2 separate regions of the Homo sapiens genome follow, and region 2 is linked to region 1. A link is a loop called in an ENCODE intact Hi-C map of the cell type or tissue named here. Cell type or tissue: endothelial cell of umbilical vein. All regions are shown on one strand. Each heading gives the region's core, and the rest is flanking DNA. Links, peaks and the distances in the headings are about the cores only.

The links. Peaks named below come from ENCODE experiments on the same cell type or tissue, not always from the same donor. Only the 100,000 strongest peaks of a DNase experiment are listed, where the experiment ranks them.
Region 2: it touches region 1 in a loop (7-fold over the local background); 6 of 110 quality-filtered maps call a loop at or near these places.

Annotation. Positions count from the first base shown.
Region 1 is chr7:20,224,329-20,235,789 of GRCh38, reverse strand. No RefSeq gene overlaps it. Among named protein-coding and RNA genes, the nearest start is that of GIRGL, 12 kb to the right of the region's middle. RefSeq lists a silencer at 2,284-2,333. In endothelial cell of umbilical vein, for the core only: no CTCF peak of the experiment used is centred there; a DNase peak (open chromatin) is centred at 5,449; H3K27ac peaks cover 1,927 bases.
Region 2 is chr7:20,301,785-20,313,245 of GRCh38, reverse strand. LOC101927769 (a long non-coding RNA gene) reads right to left here. Exons shown (of 5, transcript NR_110117.1): 4 at 7,223-7,454; 5 at 1,534-2,211. Among named protein-coding and RNA genes, the nearest start is that of ITGB8, 23 kb to the left of the region's middle. In endothelial cell of umbilical vein, for the core only: no CTCF peak of the experiment used is centred there; DNase peaks (open chromatin) are centred at 5,955 and 6,435; H3K27ac peaks cover 1,486 bases.

The sequences.
Region 1 (11,461 bases), core at 4,056-6,555:
TTTTCAGCACTTCCACAACCATTTCTATATTAGTGATTTAAAATCTAATAAAATAAAACTAGTGGGTTTTTTAAAAGTCTTTATTTATATTTGGTACACTTTCAGTTCTTTGTTTTATTCCTTGTACTGAAGATCTGTTAAGAGAGGAAAAAACAGGGATAGTAGGCATAAAAATCAGTCAGCGTGTATTTTCAAGGAATCTCTGCTATCCTCTGGTGTGATAATTTGCAAGTAACTGAGTCTGACATGCTAAGTGCTTTTCAAGTGTAATATTAGTCATCCAGCTTTGACAAGAGTCTGATAACATGGGTATTTTATTATTTATACTTTACAGACGGGTCAAATGAGGCTGAAAGAGATTGGAAATTTGCCCCAAGCTACCAATATGTGTTAGAGCCTGGACTCTAACCTGCATCTGTCGAATCAACATTTAATCAGTAGTTCCAAAGGAACACTTAAGACGTGGCTTCAACATAGAATTTTTTATGACAACTCTGTACTTTCTCAACTTATCATTCTATAGCTATCTTTCAAGTAAAGCTAAGAGTGCAAGAGGTCTCAAATTCCTGCAGCCATTTGATATATGGGGGTTATATTTCAATCTTTTACTATCTTGCTTTGTCTCATCGATGAACAAGTATCTATAAAATACGACTTGTCTGAATCCACCTGCAATGTTTTTGTATTTCTTGCATACACAAAATCATTTTACAAATGTAAAGGGCAAGAATAAGACTCAGTGGTTTGACAGAATTTTTGCTATGTAAGTTAGGAGGTGGAAATTTGAAATTCACTAAGAATGCTGAGAGAGGTACATTTTGTACATCAAACAATATCACAATCAGGCTCCCGGTACACCAAATGGCTTCTTCTAGTTGATGTTTTCAAGATTAAGTATGCTTTTCCTATAGAGCTACAGTAAGACATGACAGCGATCAGATTCCTTGGCTGATTAAACACTTAGTGAACACTGAAATAGACTTCACACCTCTTTCCCTCCAGGCAAGACAGAAGCCCATGTGGGAGCTCAACAGCAGTCATCCTCTCTGGAGAAAGGGAAATAAATACCTGATCACTACAGTAATTCAATATCAGAAGAGAAACCCAGGAGCTGAGCACATTGCACAGTCCTCAGCAAGTGGTAAATAGCCAAATGTGACTTCAGTGGCAAGTCAGTCCACAGGCACTCAAAATCTTTTGATTTCTGAAGAAATAGTGTTGATCAATTTAGTCTGTGACTTAAAAAAGCAAGTGAACTCTGTAGTGATGAATTCTTATGACTACAAATAGCAGGGTGGGTTCACACAACAATGGATTTGAGGGTAGTTATGCAGTTCTGTGTTGTCCTGGGAGTTGTGGAGGAGGTTGCGAGAATGATTCTGCATTTGCCAAGTAAAGAATAATGCAAGCTATCCTCATCTCCAAGTTTAGATCTGACTTTCTTCTTCAAAATAGAGTTTCACATGGCTATGAGAGGATACTTGGGGAAGCTCTGGAGTTAGGCTACCTGGGCCAGAATCTTGACTCTGCAACTTACTAGATGTTTGACTTTGGACAAGCAACTCTGTTGCTTTCTTTACCTTTAAAATGAAGATGTCAAAAGTGCCTGTTTTATAGGATATTGGGAGTATTAGACTGAAAGATTCACCCAAAGAAGATAACGGGCTTCAGTGCAGTGCCTGGCACTTAGTACTACCCAATATATGCTACTTTCCTGTGATCCTACTACCTAGTCAAATGTAAGTAATCTGGCTTTGCCTCAAGTCACATTTTAAAATAGTGAAGTTGATGACCATTGTATTCCATATACAGTAAACACTAAGACATTAACCTTGCTATGTATCAGGGCACAAAGAGAAGTGTGCTGAACCCAGTTTGTATGTTCCCATCACGTAGATTTTCTTGGCATTGCCTGTCTGCCTACATGTACTCTTTTCCTGTTGTCATAAAGGTCATCACAGTAATCACCTCATTTCCAAAAAGCATCAGTTGTTTCTGCCTCCTCTAAGATGAAATGAGCCATTATAGCTCATTTCCAGCACCTAGGTCCAATCTAACAGGACCCATGGGGGCCAAGGTTTGTCCACTGACTGCCCAAAGGGGCTTGGCAATGCACTTCAGTGTTATGGGAGTTAATGCCCTGTGGGTGAACCTTGACTAATGAAAGAGACAAAGGAAGAATAAAGAGAAGAAGTCACTCATCTTTTTTTCCCAGAGGGCCTGGTCTGAGATACAATGGTTTCATGTGGAACCACCGTATTCGTGAAAAATCACCTAGTATTTGCTTCACTCTTTTCCTACCTCATTTCACTTTCTCTTTTACTCTTGCTTCCTTGGCACTGTAGTCGTCAATAAAGTGCCAGTAGGTTAGTTTCGCCTTAAGACACTGTTTTCTAGGGATTCAGTGACAAGAGGCAATACATGTTTTCCCATGATATGTAATATTTTAATAGCAACTTTAAAACAGTGTGATATTGACTACTTTATTGCCATGGCAACATAGAAGACTGAGGAATGTATTCCTCAGGAAGGAAGGAAGAAAGTGTCAGGTAGATTTTTTTAAAAGGATGAATAGAGTTTATGAAAGATCAATAGAGATGGGCAAAAGAAGCAGAAAGAACAAATTGAGTTAAGGCAAAGATGTATACATGAATGCAAACTTACTCTAAAGAGGGCCCTATGACTGAAGTGGAGGGTATGTGGAGGCATTGGTATAGATAAGTTAGAAAAGGATGCATGACTCAGGTTGCGAAGGGCACTGGATGCTATAGTGTTATACTTTGGTTTCACTCTAGGCAGACAGAAGCTTTCAAAGATTTTGAGTAAGGAGGTGATATGATCATATGAAAGATACTGGAGGTAAGCAGCCCACTTAGGTGGCTACTTGCCACAGTCCACATATCAAAAGACAAGAGCCCAAACTAATAAAGGGGAAAAACTAGAAAGTGAAGAATAAATGCTAGAGATACTGTGGAGGTAGAATCAAGAAGACTTGGAAAATTTTGCATGTGGAGTAAGACATTGGGGTCAATGATGATGTTCATATGTTAGCTACAGGAGAGAGGAAGACATAATTTTGAGGAAGAAGCTAATTTTATAATAATGTAGTTAATTTCTCCAATGAACATCTAGGTAAAAATTACTAAAAAATATTTGGAAACACAGATCCAAAACTAAAGAATGTTGCTACCTTTTGGATAGACTACTCAAAGGATTTCAAGACATTGTAGAATAATGAAATTTATAAATACAAATTCATCATGAAGTCCAACCATCTATCCCTGAAAACGTGCATAAAAGATAATGGGAAGCTCTAATAAGCTTGAATAAGGATGACTACTCATGCAATGAGCAGTAGAGATTACAAACAACTGGACTGAGATGTAAACTTATTAGTTCACTCTAACTTGAACATCTGGGTACCTTATAGAACACAGGAGTCAGATATAGCCTTCAGAAAATGACAAATTATTATGTGCTTGAGACTTTTAGGATCCTTCCTGATTATGCAAAATTGGGACTAGTAGGAATTATTTATAAGTATAAAAGACATTCATATTCAGGAATAAATGAACAAGGCAAGACAGTGGAGAAATAGACCTAAAAGTGTTTTTGGAATATAAAGATTTATTAGGAAGGAAAGAAAACCTCAAATATGTTTATATTCCAGTAAAATGTGGTCCAATTTTTAGAAATAATAATAGCTAATATTTATGAAGACATTATCACCTGCCGTACACTGCTGTAGGGGCTTTACATGTGTCAACTCTCTTAATCCTTGCAAAATCCTGATGATAGGTTTTATTATTACCAGTTCTTTTGAGATGAGGGAACTGAGGCACACTAAGGACGTAGATCACATGAGTGATGAGCCAGGTTGGAATGCTATGTCAGTGCTCCAGCCTTTAACCATGTGCCATTTAACCTCCTTAACCCTGTGAGAATGTAACGATATTTTTCACATTTGTATAGCAATTTATAGTTCTTAATGCATTATTTCATACTGATGTACAACAAAACTATACTTGGAAAGGATAGAGTGTTATTAAGGGAATTGAGGCTCAGGAAGTTTGCGTTCTGCAAGGTTATACAAGCTATTTTACAGCTTTTCTCTCACATGAGCTTACTTTGAAGGTAAATAATATCAAGCCTAGAAAATACTTAGATCTGAGTAGAGAAGATAAAAAATACAAAGGTAAGCAACCAGAATGTGATATAGGAAATGAAAATTTTACTTCCTACAATAAGCATTAGCCCTAGCAGCCTCCTTAGGGTCTGTTACTGGGGAGGGAGAGCTCCGACTGCCAGACTTCTCCATTGAACGTGTGTCCTCCCTCCACAGTTTGCAGGAAAATAAATGTACTCTATGAGATTAAATTAAGGGAAAGAAGACTCCAGATCATTTCACCCAAAGCCTACTAAGACATAGTGGACAACTCTTTTACACCTCACTGCCCTGTGTAATCTGGCCTTCAGTGTGCTCAGAAAATAGGACCATTTTCCCTTTATTGCTCCAAGAAGTTTTCTGGATAACTTTGTATGGAGATGAAAGAAAATGGCCATCCTTTTTCATAAAATGATTTAATTAATACTGTATCCTTAATGTTATTATGGTTTAGATATCACCAAACAATTGTGGATGAAGATGGAAACTCAGTCATTTATTCAACAAATATTTATCTCTAGTGAAGTGCGGCATTTGAGAATTGACTCTGAAACCAGACAGGGTTCAAATCTTGCCTCTGCCTTTTATTCCCTGTGAGATTGGTCCATGCCACAGTTTTCTTACCTGTAAATAGGGCCTAATAATAAATAGTACCTAGATCACAGAGTTGTTATGAAAATGAGATGCATGACACATAGATTCTACATCAATATTAGGGTATTATCAAGGGCTGCTTGTGTGCCAGGCACTGTTTTAGGGACTGGGAATAAAATAATTATCAAGATAGACAAAGCTCCTAATTTTACATAGCCTGTATTTAGTCATTCTAGTCAGAAAGATAGATAATCAGCAAGCATCAAGTTCAGTATACACTGTGGTTTCAAGTTGTGATCTAAATTGCATAATGGTTGTACATATTCTTATATTCAACAATATGATACTTAGATGGTTATATTAGCTAACTAGCACTTAACAGTTTTCAAGCACCATCCACATCTCTTATAATCATTGCACATATTTATTAGCTCAGCAGTTACTAGGCACATATTATTTTGAATCCTCCTCCAAATTCAGAAGGAGAAGAAATTGAGATTCAGATAAATTCAATAACTTGGTAGGTGGTGGAAGTAAAATCTAAATCCACGTTTGTCTCATTTTGAAGTCCATGCTCTTTCATTGCTCTGTACTGCCTTACAACCATGAGATGTGATGTAACAGAAATTAGATCCTTTTCCAGCTGAGGAAAGTGACTCAGATTGTCTTGGGTCAAGGTCACATAGCTTAGGAAGTGAAAGAGCGGGAGTATGAATCCAGGTTCTTGGATTCCCGTTTCCATTTTTGTTTTTGTTTTTTAACTATAGCAACAGAAAAATTTCACAAACACTTGAAGAATTGAAATACTGCCTAGATGTTCAAAGCACTCAAACTTTACTGTTACTATTCATATTATTTTATGACTTAAATCACATATGCTTTTAAAAATTCTTATCAACTCTGTGTATGAGTCATTTTTGGGGGGAGAAGAGGAAAAGAGGAAGGAAATTTCCCAGAGAGACAATTTTTAAAATAGTGGTTAGGTTCTTAGACTAGCCTATGAACGCCTCCTTAACATTTAGGGGCATGGAAATACAATGTTAATGGAAGTCACCAGTTTCTAATGATTGATTAGTTCTGTTTACTTACATAAGAGGAGTTTTCTTTCTAGGACAATCTGAATCAAAGTAATGGGACCGCTGTTCAGTTGGGAGAGGAAGGATGGATGTCAGTACAGAGAGGAAACACCCTGTTCCTCAGTGGGGCATTCATTATTCTGAGAAGGCTCTCATTGTCATTCTCCTGCAACAATCCCATGACAGCATTAGTGCAGACGTTTCTGACTTTTGTGTGAGACGATAGTCATATTCTCTACAGTTTTTAATTGTTTAAAAATAGCACAACTCTTCTTAAGTTAATGCAGTGATCTGTCAATTCTCCATCCCCAGTCCCTCTGAAAGGGATTATGTATAGAAAGATTATTTGGAAATCACTTTTCAAAGTAGTATTTCTGATACTTCTACAGCCTCAGTGATATTGGGAATATCTTCCAGGAGAGAGATCAACAGACAAATCAGTATCAGCAGCATTAATATAAAAAGAAATCGTGTGGTAGGGCCACAAACTATCCCTGTAAGGCTCTTAAATTGGCCAGAAATCTTCTTCTGCATTATGTGGTTTACCTTTTGGCAATACAAACACGTGTATCCAAATGAGTCCCAGAGCTCTTTTATATTTCAAAACTTTTACTTTCATCTACCCACCAGTGAAAATAAAAGGGACTTTTCTCGGTTGAATTTCTTCTTTGGAATCCTAAAGCATTCCCCTAAAGTGTTTCTGATGCACACAAACCTTATGAAATCACTTTTTTTCCCCCGTTTACTACATGGTTTCTTTTAACCACTTATACAAAACATTTATTTAAAAATATGCAGCATCATGGTTTCCAGTGTATTGGCACATTGATGATTCCAGAAAGAAGACTGATATTAAATATTATCATGCTATGGTAGAAAGAACACTGGATTAAGAGCCCAGTTCATCCACTAAGAAGACTCATCTGACTCCTTTGAGTGCCATTTTGTTGTAGTGCTTCATACATTGTTGTATGTTGCATGTGTCAGGGCTTAGAACAAGATACTCTGGAGTATGGTGCCTTGGCCTGCTGAGTAATTCAAACTGAAGGAGAATGGGAGAGCCTCTGAAGCAATGCCTCCCTGACCTTCTTTGTTTACCCTCTTTCCATTATCCCCAAAGTAGGTCATAGAAACTTGAATTCCTCTCCCTAAAGCAAACCATAAACTCTAGAAAGGTCACTTTCTTTCTGACCTTCCCCTGCTTTTCTGTGTGAACATAGTCATGAAGGAATTCTTGGACCTACCTGGCCTGAAAGTAGGTCTTAAGACCTTCATTCCAGAGGGGTTCTATCCCAGACTTAGGAGGAAGGAGATGCTATACAGAGAGGTCAAGAAGAATCTGAACAAACAGGCCTTTCTGTTCAAACATATTTGTATACCACTGTACATTCTTCATCAAACCCTGGCACAAAAAAATACATGTTTTTCTGTGGGTCTTTTGGTCTTCATTTCTGAAGGCTCCTACTAATTTGTCTTTTATTATAGGAGTGTCAGCCATAATCCTTGTGATGGGCAAGTGGAAGGTATTCCTTTTTTCTCCTCCACATATGAATAAATATATATTGTGTGAAATTACAAAAATAAAGGTACTCTGAATCTTAAGAAATTCTAAGTAACCTTTCAAAGATAAGAATCTCTCTTCAGCTTGTATCCTAGTGTCTCTCTAATCTCCTTCTTGTGTATCTATAAATGGCTCTGGCATCATTACAAATTGAGCAGCAGGCTGCTTTCTAGATAATTAGCATATTATTAATCTCCTGCAAAATTGAGTGGAATAGGAGCAAATCTGTTTTATAGATTTAGATAATACCTGTTTTGTAGGTATAAAATAGGTATTTGCCCCCACGTAAAATAACTTTCTTATAATTACAACAAAATTCACTAATTAGGTATCTTCAAGAAGTTAGTGCTTTAAAATGATATGAAAAGTTTAAAATAATTTAGTTGCATAGAATAATTAATATGAACAGTATCTTTGGTTTTAGTCTTAAACATATTTGATATTTTGTCTTTTCTTACATATGCTGAAAGTATTTTGGTCATGTTTATTATAAAAAGCCTGATTGATTCCATCTGGTCTTTAAACATAGATTTTTGATCTTAACAATGTAAAATTGCCAGTGCCTGTTCCGTTAATGGGAAACTGATTACTCAATTCTAGGATGCTTGAAAGTAAGAAGAACATATATTTGTTGGGCAGCATTTAAAACTCCTCTAGAGGAACCTTAGTAACTTAAAAAAGCTAATATATGTAATTAAGATAAACTATTTCCTTCTTACTGGCAACATCAGTCTTAGGATGACCTCCTAAGAATACCAGCTTAGAATTTAGGGTGACACATTACCTCAATCTGTTTTGCCTGGGGCTAGTTAATCTCATTTCCCGGAAAGCAAATGAAATCCGTAGGCTTGTATTTATTTAATATGGACTCTATGACTTTAAGCACTAACTTTAGTAATTCTTAATTTTTTTTCTGAAATGGAAAATGGGAAATCACTGTCACAGTTTTCCAGTTAATTGCTCTTTTTCAGCAATGGCCACACACATCTGGATGTGTGTCTAGTTATTACCCTAGGTATTGTGTAAGAAGAAAGTCTGTAAAATATAATTGGGAAAAGATGAGAAACTGTGCTTCTTTTGTTAGTGAGGTTATCACTCAAAATACCACTAACAAGTACATTTTAGCAAAACTCTCATATATTTCTAAAAAAATTCTTTATCAATTTCTTTGATAGGACCATATTATCTTTTTTTTTGGAGAAATTTTAAACAAAGATATAAATTTTGTTTCCACTAAAATCTGATACACAAAAGGAATCTAGTGTTTGCCATTCAGTCATGCATGCAAGCTATGTTCAGCAAACATTTACTGTATCCCAGACACCATGCTTGCAGCTAGGAAAATAATGGCGAAGAAACACACACAGGCCCTGGCCTCCTAGAACTTATCTGAAAAGCAAACATGAATTCTTCACAAAAAATTTTTTTTTTTTTTTGAGATGGAGTTTCACTCTTGGTGCCCAGGCTGGAGTGCAATGGCATGATCTCAGCTCACTGCAACTTCCACCTCCCAGGTTCAAGTGATTCTCCTGCCTCAGCCTCCCCAGTAGCTGGGATGACAGGTGCCTGCCACCACGCCCAGCTAATTTTTGTATTTTTAGTAAAAACGGGGTTTCGCCATGTAGGCCAGGCTGCTCTTGAACTCCTGACTTCAAGTGATCTGCCTGCCTTGGCCTCCCAAAGTGCTGGGATTATAGGCGTGAGCCACCACGCCCAGCCAATAATTGTTGTGGAATAATTATCTTTTTATAGATACTCTAAAGAAGGCTTTTCTGTGGAACGGCAAAATCCAAAGGTAAAGAGGGAGGAAAGCATTTCAGGTACAACATTTCATTTCTTTGGTGGAAGAAAGCTGAGAAAATTCCAAGAACTAAAATAGGTCCTCTGGAGCAGAGCAAATCATTAAAGAGACACTTGATGAGAATGGAGAGATAGGAAGGAACTAAAGAGACCACGGAAGGGCTTATTGGCCAAATACTGATTTCAGCTTTACCCTGAGAACAAAGGAAAGCTATTTAAGAATTTTAAAGCAGAAGCATTGCATTTACTTTTTTGGGGGGAAAAACTATTTTCAATGTAAGAAGTGATTTATTGAGCACCAAAATGGATAAAGAGAGGCCAGCTGGGTTACTATAGTATTCCAGGTAAGGAATGTGGGTAGTTTGGAGTAGGGCAGCGTCAGTGAACATGGAAAGAGGAATACAGGTGAGATCTACTTAGGAGGTAAACCTGACAGCAGGGGCTGATAGATTAGATACAGGGGGAGAGAGGAGCAGAAAGAAGGATGGGTCCTGGGATTTTGGCTTTCAAAATTGAGTGGCTCATAGTACCACACTCCCTGAAGCAGCAAACATTTGGGGGCTAATTTACAAGTCCAGTTTAAGACTGAGATGCATAGGTAGAAAGGAAGAGAGCTGGATATCTGCCTCTGGGGTTCAGAGAGGGACTGGGACACGGATTTAATATTGTTAATGAACGGAGGGTAATAGAAGCAGTGACAAGGATGAGATTGCTCAGGGAAAGAGATGAGGTGCTAGGGCAAGCTGAGCAGAGGAAGGAGAGTGAGCCTGCAAGAACAGGAAAAGATCAGCCACAAGGAGAGCGGAGGCACTGAGACAGTGTGGTTTCTTAGATGCTAAGGGAGAGTAAGTTCCAAGGCATAATCAGTGAACTTCACTGTCGAAATTGCATCCAGCTCATCACCTTTTTCCAGCTCTCTGCTATGGGAACATTGGGAATATCTACTTACTGGCCCACTATGGGTGGGTGTGACCATGTGTTTAGTTTTGGCGAAAGACTTGTGAGCAGGAAGGATGTGTGTTGATTCAGGGAAGAGTTTATAATTGCCTGTGTAAAGTTCACCAGAGATCTCCCTCTATGAAGACACCAATGTTCAAAATGGAGCCTGCTCAGGTGGTCTAAGTCTTTGAGTGATTAAGAGAAAGTCCTCCCACTACTTCTCAATGGACAGGCAAATTGAACAAGAAAGAAATATCTGATGTCCTGAGCCTGAGATTTTGGGAGTTTTTTGTTCATTGCTTTTTTTTTTTTAATCTGTAGCACAATTTAGACCATTCTGACAAGTTTGAACATCTGCTGAGAAATCAAGAAAGATAAAGATTGAAAAAAAATGCGTTGAATTTAGAAAAATGGCCATAAGGAGAACTTGATGAAGGGAGAAGTCCGATTAGAAAGAGTTGAGGACTGAGAAGATAAGGAAATGAACAGCAAGTGTATATGGAGAGATTCTGTCAAAACATTGATTGGTGATAGGGAGCAAAGATGATCATAGTTGCTTGAGAGAGATGTAAATGTTTGTTATTTTTATAAAATGAGGGACATTGGAGAGATGTATGGATAGGAAGGATTCAAATGAGAGAAAGAGGTAAAATATACTGAAAACACAAGAGATACTTGATGTTAAATATTTCTTAAAAAGACAGGAGGGACATGCCTCGAGAATTGCTTAAAGTGTTAGGCAAATTTTGACTAATAAATAATTCTTGGCTCCTTATAAAGAATCAATTATTGGAACAGTAATGAATAAATAATTCTGCAATGATTAAAGAAGAAACAATGATGATACTTTTGCTATATTTAATTTAATTCATTCTTATTTTCTGGCCCTAGTGCCATCCACAAGAAGAGATAAGCTCTTGCTTTACATTCACTAGAATAAGACTTTTCTACATTTAGAACTGACCCTAAGCAAAACTCTCAAATATTAACTTTTATTTGGGCTACATTGGTTAGGTTATTTCATGTTTCAAGAAATAAAAATAATGAAGATGTGTTGAAAGGATGGAGAACACATTTAGGAAGCACAATAAGTCACTAACACATGTGTACAATCAGGAAGAACTTAAGTATAGGTTAGAACATAAGTCTTAGTACAATCCTCTACAATGCAGACTTCATGAAACCATAGATTTGTGTTTATTTTCTTCAATGCAATATAGCCAGCTCTTAGAACAGTCCCTGGCACACAGTAAGCAGTCAATAAGTATTTGTTGAATGTAAGAATAACTAACAGCTCACCTTGCCTTGCCTTTATAAATGGGTGTC
Region 2 (11,461 bases), core at 4,906-7,405, 77 kb before region 1:
TTAAAACTTAAAAAAACTGAATTAAAAGCTTGGGTGTGATTTAAAATCTTATTTGGAAAACTATGTCAGCTTTTCAAAGTTATGTCAGCAGATGCTAACAAGCTGGGAAGGAACAGCAGAACCACAGGGTCATCTGATCCACCAAGGCCTCACTCCAAAATGCATCACAAATGTGATCACTTGTTTTTGCCTCCACTGCTACCACCTTGTCCATGTCACCATCACCATCATCTCTCCCATCTGTATTTCTGTGATAGACTTCTATCTCCCTTTTCTCTTGGCTGCCTCTAATTCCTTCTTCATGCAGCCAACAGATCAATTTACTTCCTTTTTTAACCTGCTATCATGGCTTTCCATTCTCTTTCAAATAAAACCCCAAATCCTTACCATAGCTTTCAAGGCCTTGCATGATTTGGTTTCTGCTTACTTCTCTAATCCCATCCATGACACTCCCCTTGGCTCACTCTGCTTTAGTTCCCTTGGCCCTCTGTTAGTATTTGTCCTTTGCGTACACAATTTCCTCCACCTCTTCCTCTCTATTCTTGGCAGAGCCGGCTGTTTATTCTTCAGGTCCCAGTTTAAAAACTGTCTCCTAGGAGAGGCCTTTCTTGACTTACCTACCTATTGTTGGTCTGTGTCTCCCCAGAATTATTCCCTATAATGGTATGGTATTCAGTTCCTTTGTAGCCAGTATCTTTATATGTTTTACCTATTTTTTTGTTCATTTTCTGTTGCCTTCACAAGATCGATGAAGGGAAAGACCAGTCTGCTTTACTGAACACTGATAATGATGGGTGCCTGGCACATAGTAGGTGCCTAGTAAATATTTTTTGAATTAATAAAATCATGAATGGCGTTCTATAGATAAATCAAGGATAAGTACATGGACTATATATTGGAAAGTGCATGTGCTAATGCAACTTGTCTATATGTTTAACAAGAATTTGAGTGATTCATAGATGCTCTATCCATATGAGCTTTGAAATGAGAAGTTTGTAGAGTTCATAACTAATTTTCCCTATGATATCATAAATCCATTCTCCAAGGTTGACTTTGTCAGAGTCCAAGTAAGGCGTTGAAGATATTTAGCTTGATTCAATCAAGTGCTTTTTAGGAGGAGAATAAAGGGAGTGATAATAAGATACGGAGCAAGAATCATTAATTATAGTATCTCATTTACTCTCAAGCGTAATGAAGAAGTTATATCTGTTAATGTTCTTGATGGAATTTGAGGAGTTTTCTATTACATTACACTCAACAGTGGTTCAGTAAATGTGAGTTTAGTTAAATTTCTTTCATTACGGGCCTTAGGTGTGGGGGGTGATACATAATAAGAACACACTATTTCTTAAACGCATAAAAATTTTCTGACCATTTAAAAGAACCTTGTTTAAACTGGTTTTCTTTGTGTGTGTTGTGTTGAATGAATTGAAAAGTAGATATAATTATATATGCTGTTAATTTAACTACATAAAGGTGAAAAAACAAACTTGAAAAAGTCTTTTTACCCTGTACTTATGCAGAAACATGTGATGACAAGACAACAATTTTATTATAAAAGGAATGCATAGTAGGTCTCATGTAAAATAAAACAAGAAATAAACCTTTAGGTGGCGGCCAAGAGCTATCATTATGAATTCCTTAGCCTGTTTTTATGAGAATTTATGCTCTTGTTTGAAAGTTGTCATGTAAAATGGGCTATTTAAACCACAATAATTCAGTGCAAAGCAAACATAAGGACAAAATTAGGCCTAAGAAGGAACTAGATTTGAATGTTAATATCATCAAATAATTAATCAAATTTTAATTTTGATTTGATTTGACAGTTGGTGTCTTGATTATGATTAGTAGTTAGAGACCCAGTTCTGGGAAGATAATGGTATTGATATGGAGTTACAGGATTAATTATTCTTAGCACTTAAGTAATTGTTTTAATCTTCACATAAATCATCTTTAAACAAAATGGTAGCTTTTTAAGAACTCAAAGAGTGTTATAAAGATGTCAAAACTGTCCAGATGCTTATTGTACAATTGAAAGCTCCATTCAAAGTTGACACAGGCCCCAGAAGAAAGGTCAGTTATCTAACTCACTTTTGCAACATCTGGCAGAAACTATGACTTGTTGGAGTACCAGTGTGTTCTTCTTCTCCTTTTTTACTGCTCTCCGAAATGAAAGTTTATGATTGTATCTGCCATGTGCCCCTTTCAGTTCTAGAAAAAAAGAAAAGGATAAAATGTTTTTTAAAAGGCATTATGATTTTGTGATGACATGCACTCGTTTCAACTCCTTGTTTGTTCTTTTAATCAGTATGCATTAATCTACTCAAAAAGTTTTAGACATCACTATTAGATATTGTTTTAGAGTAATATTTATGTAAAAATTTTCTCATTAACCATTAATTCTGTTTGCATTTAGATTCATGATACACTTTTTGATAAGGCTTTTTGGCAATATAGACTACATTTGGTAGTTGCTTCTAATTAGTCAGGACTTTTTGATGAAGTGTTTCTAGCTCAATTCTTGTCACCTTAAGTAGTACACATTTAGCAATGGCTGTATACACACCCAGCATCATAGAGAAGCGAAAACAAAGTAAACGACAACCTCAGTACACAAGGAGTTGACAATCTCTCTAGATGCAGCAAGAGAACAGGAACAAATTAAAATAATTCATTAAAAACCACACATTGGTGTTGAGTAATAAAAAAGAAGAAAAGAGAAAGTGTGGGTTGATAGTAATAAAGAAAACCTCCATAGAGAAGATGAATAAACTAGTGAAGTTTCCCAATACACTAATGGGAAAGTAAAGATTGTAATTCTTAAGAAACTCTAGTTCCGTTATTTAATGTCAATATTCCAAAATTATACTTTCACAAAATAGATGCCAGAGTAGCATGAAACAGCTCCTTTTCTAAATATTTTCCACTACATTAATCAATGAAGATGGTGACATCCTTTCTCAAAAAAAAGCCTACTTAGCATGTTGCTGGATTACATAGCAAGCTGCCCACAGAATTATCCAGAAATTATTTCTGTCCTCTAGTAATTTACAATACAAAATTGTCTAGGAAGAAAATTAAGCTAAAAACTTAGAAGGTTGTATCTACGGAATTATGTGATAGAAATGTAATATTTTCTATGTCGCCTTGAATGGTTTTAAAGCGATATTCCCAAGGCCAGGGATCAGGAGAGCCATCTCTAATCTTGACTCTTAGGGTATATATATGGTGATAAAATTGTGGTAAGGAGTCATGATTTCTGTGGGGGCATTTTCCTTCTCTATGAAACCAAAGAGGAGAACCAGAAGATCTCTAAGTGTCCCCTCAACCCTAAAATGTTACATTTTATACATTTACAGAGTAAAGCAATACTTCATTCGACATTATCAAAGCAGAAATTTTTTTTCCATCTGATGAGCAAACTCATGGCATAGTTTCAGTGGGAATTGCAAAATGAATCCCACTATATATGAAGCCCCACACATAGGTTGAGAAGGGCTCCCTGGCAGTGCTCAACCTACATGATTGTGTGTGTTGGCTCTATAATCATAGCAATAAAAAAAAGAAGACACAGATAGTTTCTCTCAACTAAAATTTTGTATAATAGTGGTTAGTTTTTAAGTCAACTACACAGTCCCCCAGAAAACCTGGAGTCTTTAATCAAGGTAAAAACTTTTAAATGCAAAATCAGTAACCTAAGAAAAACTCAAAGAACTGATTTTCTTGTAGGTAAAATTTACCAAATCTGTTAAGTGCTATGAAACCAGTATATATTATGGTGTGTCAGTGTTGTTTTCATAAACTTACAAGACCTAAAACTTACAAACAATTCTAAAATAGTAGGTGAGTGTGTCTTCTTAGTACTTAATAAATGTAATATGAATTAAAATTTAACTTCAAATATGCCAAAAGCGTAAAGAGTCAGCCACTATGCAAAAGGACTTAGTATACATGTATATAGCCATGAAGAATTCAGATATTAGAATTTATATCTCTTTAGTTCAAAGCAATGCATTTCAATCTTAGTGGGCCATTTACTTTCACGTGCAATATACTATTGCACACTTTTGAAAATGAGATGAAAGTCAATAAAAGAAAGATGAACATCCAATTCCCAAAACTTAAAAAAAAATCAATTCAAAGTGTATGCCTATTTGATGATAGGAGGTTAGAGAAAACCTCCGTATTGTGAAAGCTTTCATTATTTGATTTTTCGTATGTAATAAGCAGTATAAAATGATGGACATGCCTCCTGTCTCCAATACCACACAAAAGTAAGTAAGAGAAAAAACCTTTCTGTTCCATCTCCCTACAATAATTGCTTCAGAAACCACAGTTAATCTTGGGATACACCATTATTCTGCTGCTTGCTAGTGGACCATACAATGTGAGAAAGTTATTTTTATCTTGAGTGGCAACAATTCAGCAGGATAGACTTGCCAATTTGAGTCCCACTCTTCACTATTTCATTGGGGTGAATGATGTCTGATGTAGACAAGTATAGAAGTTGGCAGATCTCATTGATTTTATTCCCTGTGAATCTACAAATGGGACAGATATTTATTTATTTATTTATTTATTTATTTTTAAAGGCAGTCTATTTAGAATGCTGTTTTCTAAGGCAACTTTTTTTCACATTTTACTATATTAAAGAAATACTCAAAATCGCTTTAATCATAATCCTTTGCACGAAGTCAGTGGGACTGGGATTTAAACAACTATTGAAAAATAATACACAGAAGGAGTGAGAAAAGAATGTCATCCAGCAACAATACATTTTTTTTTTTAAGTTGGAGCAAAATGCCGAACTTCTAATAGAGGGGCTGCAAAGAGAAGAAGAAAAGGCGGTCAGAAAGAATATAAACTAAAGGTAAATAAGAAGAATGAAAGTCGGGACAATACAAAAATGGCTAAAGATTGAAGTGGGAAGAGTGTAATGCACAAAAGTGAAGCCGGAGAAAAAAATGATGAAATGTAGAACAGGAACAGCGGCACAGAATGGAAAAAAAGGAGGTCAGAAAAGCACAAAGAGGGCTGAAGAACAGCAAACAAAGAAGTAGTATCAAATGGAAAGGGAGCAAGTGTCTAGATTATAAAGTGGGGGGAGAAAACATCAACATTCGGGAGGGAGGGCGGCAGCAGAGTGAAGAGCCAGAGCCACGGGAGGAGCCCAGTCATTTTGCTTTGTCTTCTACAAGTGGAGTTTATGCCACTTGACTGGAGCTTGCAAATGGATGTGAATTATTTTACTGGCATTCAAAGTCCTGCTGTAACGTTGTTAGGAATTTGGCATGGTAGTGTCAGCCTTAACAAAGGCTATCAACTTTCCTCACGTTAAACCAAAGCAGCTAAATTTACATCCTTTTGCAGCTTTCAAGCTTTTTTCAAATGGCATAAACTGGCAATAGCTAGGCTTGAAAAATTCTGGGCATTAAAGAAAGCAAAGAATCTGTTTTCATTAAAGATAATCTTATGATCATTTGCTCACATTCTTATTGCTTTAGTTTATAGTTTTTTTAAGAAATCAAGTTTACTTGAATTTAGATGGTTTTATGAAAATTCTAAAAATTCTTGAAATATGGAAATACAGTTTGCAACTACAAGGACCAAATTGCTAAGATAAACTATCAAATCACCATTAAAAAGGGCCCTTTGTCTAAGTAGTTACTTTTAAAATTGCTTTTGAGAAAAAAAAAAAAAAGGTCTCCTTAAAGTTGCAAATAATGACACCAAGAATGATTTGTTACATAGCAGGTCAAAGTAAATCAGTAGTTTCTTAACTTTGAACTGGAACTAGAAACCTAGATATATTTTCTGTTCTTCTGTTTTCTCCTTCTCCTCCTTAATAGCCTCTGAGCAAATTATCTACTGAGTGAAGTTTTATATCTTCAAGTTCAGCTCTGGTTAGGTGTTCACTTTGTTTCTCCATGGGAACAAACACGTTACCATGGGAACTGGGTAGCACAAACTATAAACAGTACTGAAAGCTTTTAGAAAGAACCACGCTTATAGCACAATGTTAACTATACAATGCAAGTGCTAGCTGGCCATTCCAATACCTAGCATATTATGGCATCTCAAAAAGAATAACTTGATCCTGTGCCTTATCAAATGATGAAAAAATAAATAAAACAAAAGGAAACTATACTTTTTTCTCATTAGAGAAAATGCAAAAGTTTGTTTTCATTAAAAAAGTTAAAATCCACAAAACATATTAATTGTGGTGATTATTTGCATTGACTTAAAAGATACACTTAAGTTTCTTCATACGATGAGTGCTTTTTGCACACTGACATTATCTTACATACCATATCTGCTTTGACATATGCTGGGTCTTAAGTCAGGGAAAAAGAAGTAAGAAAGAACAAAGGGGTTAGCACTAAGGGTCTAAAAGTCGGGTGAGTCACCAGCATTCCAAATCATCATATCCCAGGGTAGTGGAACTATGTTTCTGGGCCAGGAATGATTTATCAGGGGTTGGAATCTGGTGGGGAGGGTATGACAATAGGAATTGCAGGCAATGTTAGGGCTTTAGTGCTAGGCAAGAGAAAGATAAGGCCCATTCAGTTAGAAGCAAAGCTCCAGCCAGTGTCTAGGGAACGGAGTGTGAAGTTCAAGGCCAAATACTAGTCATGAGGCAGGGCCCCTGTTCAACAAGTGATGGTTTAGCTTAGGGTGTGGAGTGGAGGATGCCTACAATGACAGGCACACAAAAGTGAAGTTTAGGTAACAGCATTGTTGGATATCTGCAGCTTGCTGACACCTCACAGGCGCTCTGCATACTGGGCCCTGGAATACATGGTTTACTCCAGACTCGAGTTAATGATTGTGGCTAGAGCTTTTAATATATTGCCTGGTTTCATTAACATCATTAACATTGATTCTGTGGATAGGTGATGCTGGCAGCAACTGAAAACAGAAAGGAGACCTGATTTTCTAAAGATCAACCCACTATAAGACCTCCACATTTAATGTTTAACGTTGGTACACTTGTAGATAGAAAGAAGCATTTGCAATTCATTGGCAAAGGAAGAATGCCCATGCAGGCCACACATTTGGTTCCATGTTCTGAATAGTATGCTATCATGGCAATTATTGCGTGTTACCTTTAGGTGAGGAAATGTCTGATGTGACATCAGTCTCTTTGATAAAAGCAATGAAATAAACTTCAATAAAAGAGTTAACATTTTTAAAAAAATGTTCTTAGGTGCCATCTCCTTACCTTGTATTTTTCGGAGTCCTTCAGTGGCTGTTTGGCAGAGGCTCAAAGCAATTTCAGGGAAACAATTTGAACTGAACTGTGTGGTTCATGAAGTTTGAGATCAACAGACTGGCAACTCTTCAGCTTTCAGAAATAATGTGGTCATGCTGTGTGTGTCTCATTGCACTTCTGGGTTATGGTTTATTTAGTTTTATGGAACAAAATAGGTTTCCATGTAAAATAACATTTTCACCTATAAATTAGGAGCAAATAAAACAAAATTAATTTTGATGTAAAAATCTAGTCTCCCCTGTAACCCACATGTAAATTCCCCATGTTATAATTAGAGAAATGCTCTTACTAATATAAGACAAAAGATATGAAAATAAAAAGGCAATTGCCATTTTAAAAGGAAGTAGAAATTCAAAAGAGGAAGGTGTGAGGTTTAACAAAACATTAGAATTAAAAATGATACCGACAAACTAAGAAAGAAGGAAAGTAAGCTGATATTTTTATTTTATTTTTACACTATAGAATTGAATGCAATGTGTAATGTCCCTCTTATGATTTGGAAGTTGAAACAAAACTAAAGCAATGTGTTAGAGTCTCTCCTCATGACCCTGTTCATAGCAGTCAGGTAACTTAGTTCCCCCTTTCTTTTTTTTTGGAGAGGGAGTCTCGCTCTGTCGCCCAGGCTGGAGTGCAGTGGCGCCATCTCGGCTCACTGCAAGCTCCGCCTCCCGGGTTCACGCCATTCTCCTGCCTCAGGCTCCCGAGTAGCTGGGACTACAGGCGCCCGCCACCAAGCCCGGCTAACTTTTTTTTGTATTTTCAGTAGAGACGGGGTTTCACCGTGTTCACCAGGATGGTCTCGATCTCCTGACCTCGTGATCCACCCTCCTCGGCCTCCCAAAGTGCTGGGATTACAGGAGTGATCCCAATACTGGGGCTGACCTCAGGACTCGGAGTACAAAACAGAACACAGCATAGCGGGTGAGAGTGATAGTTCAATGAATAATGAGAATATAGTGCATTAGAAGTAGCTATGAAATGCTGCGAAAGATAAACAATGCTGGACACTAAATAAAATGGTAAGAATTAATATATAGTATTACAATAGGGAAAAGAGTGCAACGTGAACTAAGCTCAACAATGACCTGTACAGAGGTGATTAGGTATTTTAATGGGAGAATGAAGGAGCAGGGAGAAGGTGAGTTGGGATTCCATAGTTTTTCAGGAAAATGAAAAATTACAAAAATCCAGAAACGAGGTTAGTCCACGTGAAACCCATCTAGCTTTGTTTACTGGTGTTTATTGAAGTTCGGCTCCTCCCCTCCCACAGAGACTGGAAAGCGGGATGCTGGTCTCCAGGTGTTGGCTGGGACAACAGGAAATTCTTTATCAGGCTTGGACTTTAAGTGGGGGATAGGCTCATCCTAAGTAAACAATGTTGAGCTGTTAGAAACTGCCTTAGTGTTTGTTCAACCTAGAAAGGTAAGCTTGAGTCCTAGTCAACAAGAGAACTCAGAGGAGCCTGCTAGCGTTTGGTCAAGGTGATAACCTTTGCTCATACTAAGGAGAAAGGTGCCTGGGTGGGGTCTGAAAACTTTACATCAAGAACCTCTTCAGAGGCCTAATAGGTTTCTCAGTAGACACAATGGAGAATGCCCAGGGCCAAATGATACGTCCTTTAGCAGGAATAGAGTTGTAAATATGGCTTGTGGAGTGGCAGGAAATCAGATCAAAAGGGAATTGGGAGTAAGATCATAGCAGGCTACTGAGTTTGAATTGTATATCATAGTCTAGTGCTTCCCAAAGTGTGGGACTCATTCACAAATAACATTTTGGTTGTATGAGGATGAAGCATGAAATCATATTGTCGCATGATTTAAAAAAATTTTTAATTATCTGTTACCCCCTCTAATTAACTTCCGGAGAAAGGCTTAGGTTGATGCTAATCTGTGTCTTAAATGGTATTTTTTTTTTTTTGAGATGGAGTTTCACTCTTGTCGCCCAGGCTGGAGTGCAGTGGTGCAATCTCAGCTCACTGCAACCTCCGCCCCCCGGGTTCAAGTGATTCTCCTGCCTCAGCCTCCCAAGCAGCTGGGATTACAGGCGCCCGCCACCACGCCTGGCTAAGTTTTTGTATTTTTAGTAGAGATTGGGTTTTGCCACGTTGTGCAGGCTGGTCTCGAGCTCCTGACCTCAGGTGATCCACTCACCTCAGCTTCCCAAAATGCTGGGATTACAGGTGTGAGCCACTGTGCCTGGCCTTAAATGGTATTTTCCAATCAGCCTTTCTAACAAAGAGTAAATGAATTTCTGCCAACATTTAATGATGTAATTTCATTTTCATTAATTTAAAAAAAATAGATTTCTTTTATAGAACTAATAGTCATTTTCCCTTTTAGTAAGTAATATGAAGTTTTCTTTCCAAATATATTTACTTAAGTGAAACACACTGAGTCTGTTTAAAGACAAAGATTACGTGTGGTGGCAGGAGGAAGAGTTAGGATGACTCCCTTCTTTCTGGGTTGCTCCAAGAGGGAAGTGGTGGTGTCATTAACTAAGGCAGGAATTATGGAAAAAAAGCCAGAACAAAAGAGAAGAAAATAAAAACCAAGAATAAGAAATGGCTTGCCTATTATTACTGGATGTGCAACAAAGTTTATTTAAACCAAAGTCCTATAACTTCAAGGACATACCCAACCCACCCTCACATTCTCTCTAATACAGCCAATAAAAGCATGCCATAAAACAACCTCATCATTTCTACAACCTGCCTTCTCACAGCCTGCCATCACCTTCAAAATGCTGGGTGTTTTTTTGTTCTGCTAGGCATTTATCCTAGGTTACATCCTTGGTTCTTATGCAATTTGGTCTTGACTTTAAACGTAGAGCTTTCTTTGGTCTTTATTTTACTGCTTTCACTTCAGGGCACAACTGAAATGCTGTATTCAGCCAAGCTTTTGGACCCTTGGGTCAAAGATCCTGGCACCCATGCTCCTCCAGTAACAGGCAGGCTTGTGTATGTACTTTCTCTCTCTCTCTCTCTGTGTCTCTCTCTCCCCCCATTCCCCCCCTGGAGGATAATCCCCCCTTTGCATGGGGGATTATTAGTGTGTCCTTGAAATATATTGCTTTTTATGTATCATGCATTAAGATATCAGATGTCAGGAATGCAAAGACTTTTTTCTTCTTTGGATATCAGTCAGTCATTCTTTTTGGAGTAATTTAAATTAAATCCCTCTTTTGGAGCAAGACCTTCAACTTTTGATTTTTCTTTTTGAAGCAGATCTCTTTGCCTTTTGAACTTCTTTCTGAGGTTCATATCTGAAGCTATTCTGTCTGTCTTCTGAGATGATGTACCTTATCATATAAAAATGTATGCTGTGGGCTGGGCGCGGTGGCTCACGCCTGTAATCCTAGCACTTCGGGAGGCCAAGGCAGGTGGATCACCTGAGGTCAGGAGTTTGAGACCAGCCTGACCAACATGGTGAAACCCCGTCTCCACTAAAAGTACAAAAAACTAGCCGGGCGTAGTGGCAGGCGCCTGTAATCCCAGCTACACGGGAGGGTGAGGCAGGAGAATCACTTGAACCCGGGGATCCGAGGTTGCAGTGAGCCCAGATCGCGCCACTTCACTCCAGCCTGGGTGAAAGAGCGAAACTCCGTCTTTAAAAACTCCATCTTAAAAAAAAGTATATTGGACATTAGCTCCTTGAAAATGGCTTTTTCGTGCTGAATGTTCATGGTGAGGTCAGTCTGAATTTTAGTAATTTCAATTGACCCCTTCAAATTGAGTCTTAAATTGTCTAAATTTTTAAGTACAAAATTAGTTTGGTCGTATTTTATTAATCATACCTTATTTGTAATCAAATAAAGTACACCATTATTTTCAACAATTTTAAAAATTTTGCGGAATTTGGAGTTATGGTGTTGTAATAGATGCACATTTTTAAATAAGTTCAAAATTTTTATATAAAACTTATATATGTAATTAAACCCAAGAATAGCTGTTCCTTTCTGTTAATAGTCTATTTTTCAGTTATGGGTTTACTTTGGATGAAATTTTGACAGAGATACTTGAGAATTAAAGATCTGAAAATGAATTACATTTATAAAAATACACAAGTTCATACTTCCTATATTACATATAAAAAGATATTTTTGTCATGGGATATTTTATGTTAGCTTTAAGACTTCCATTTTTTAAAAAAGATGAGTCATTTCCTCTGTCTGGGAGATGACTGTGAGTGG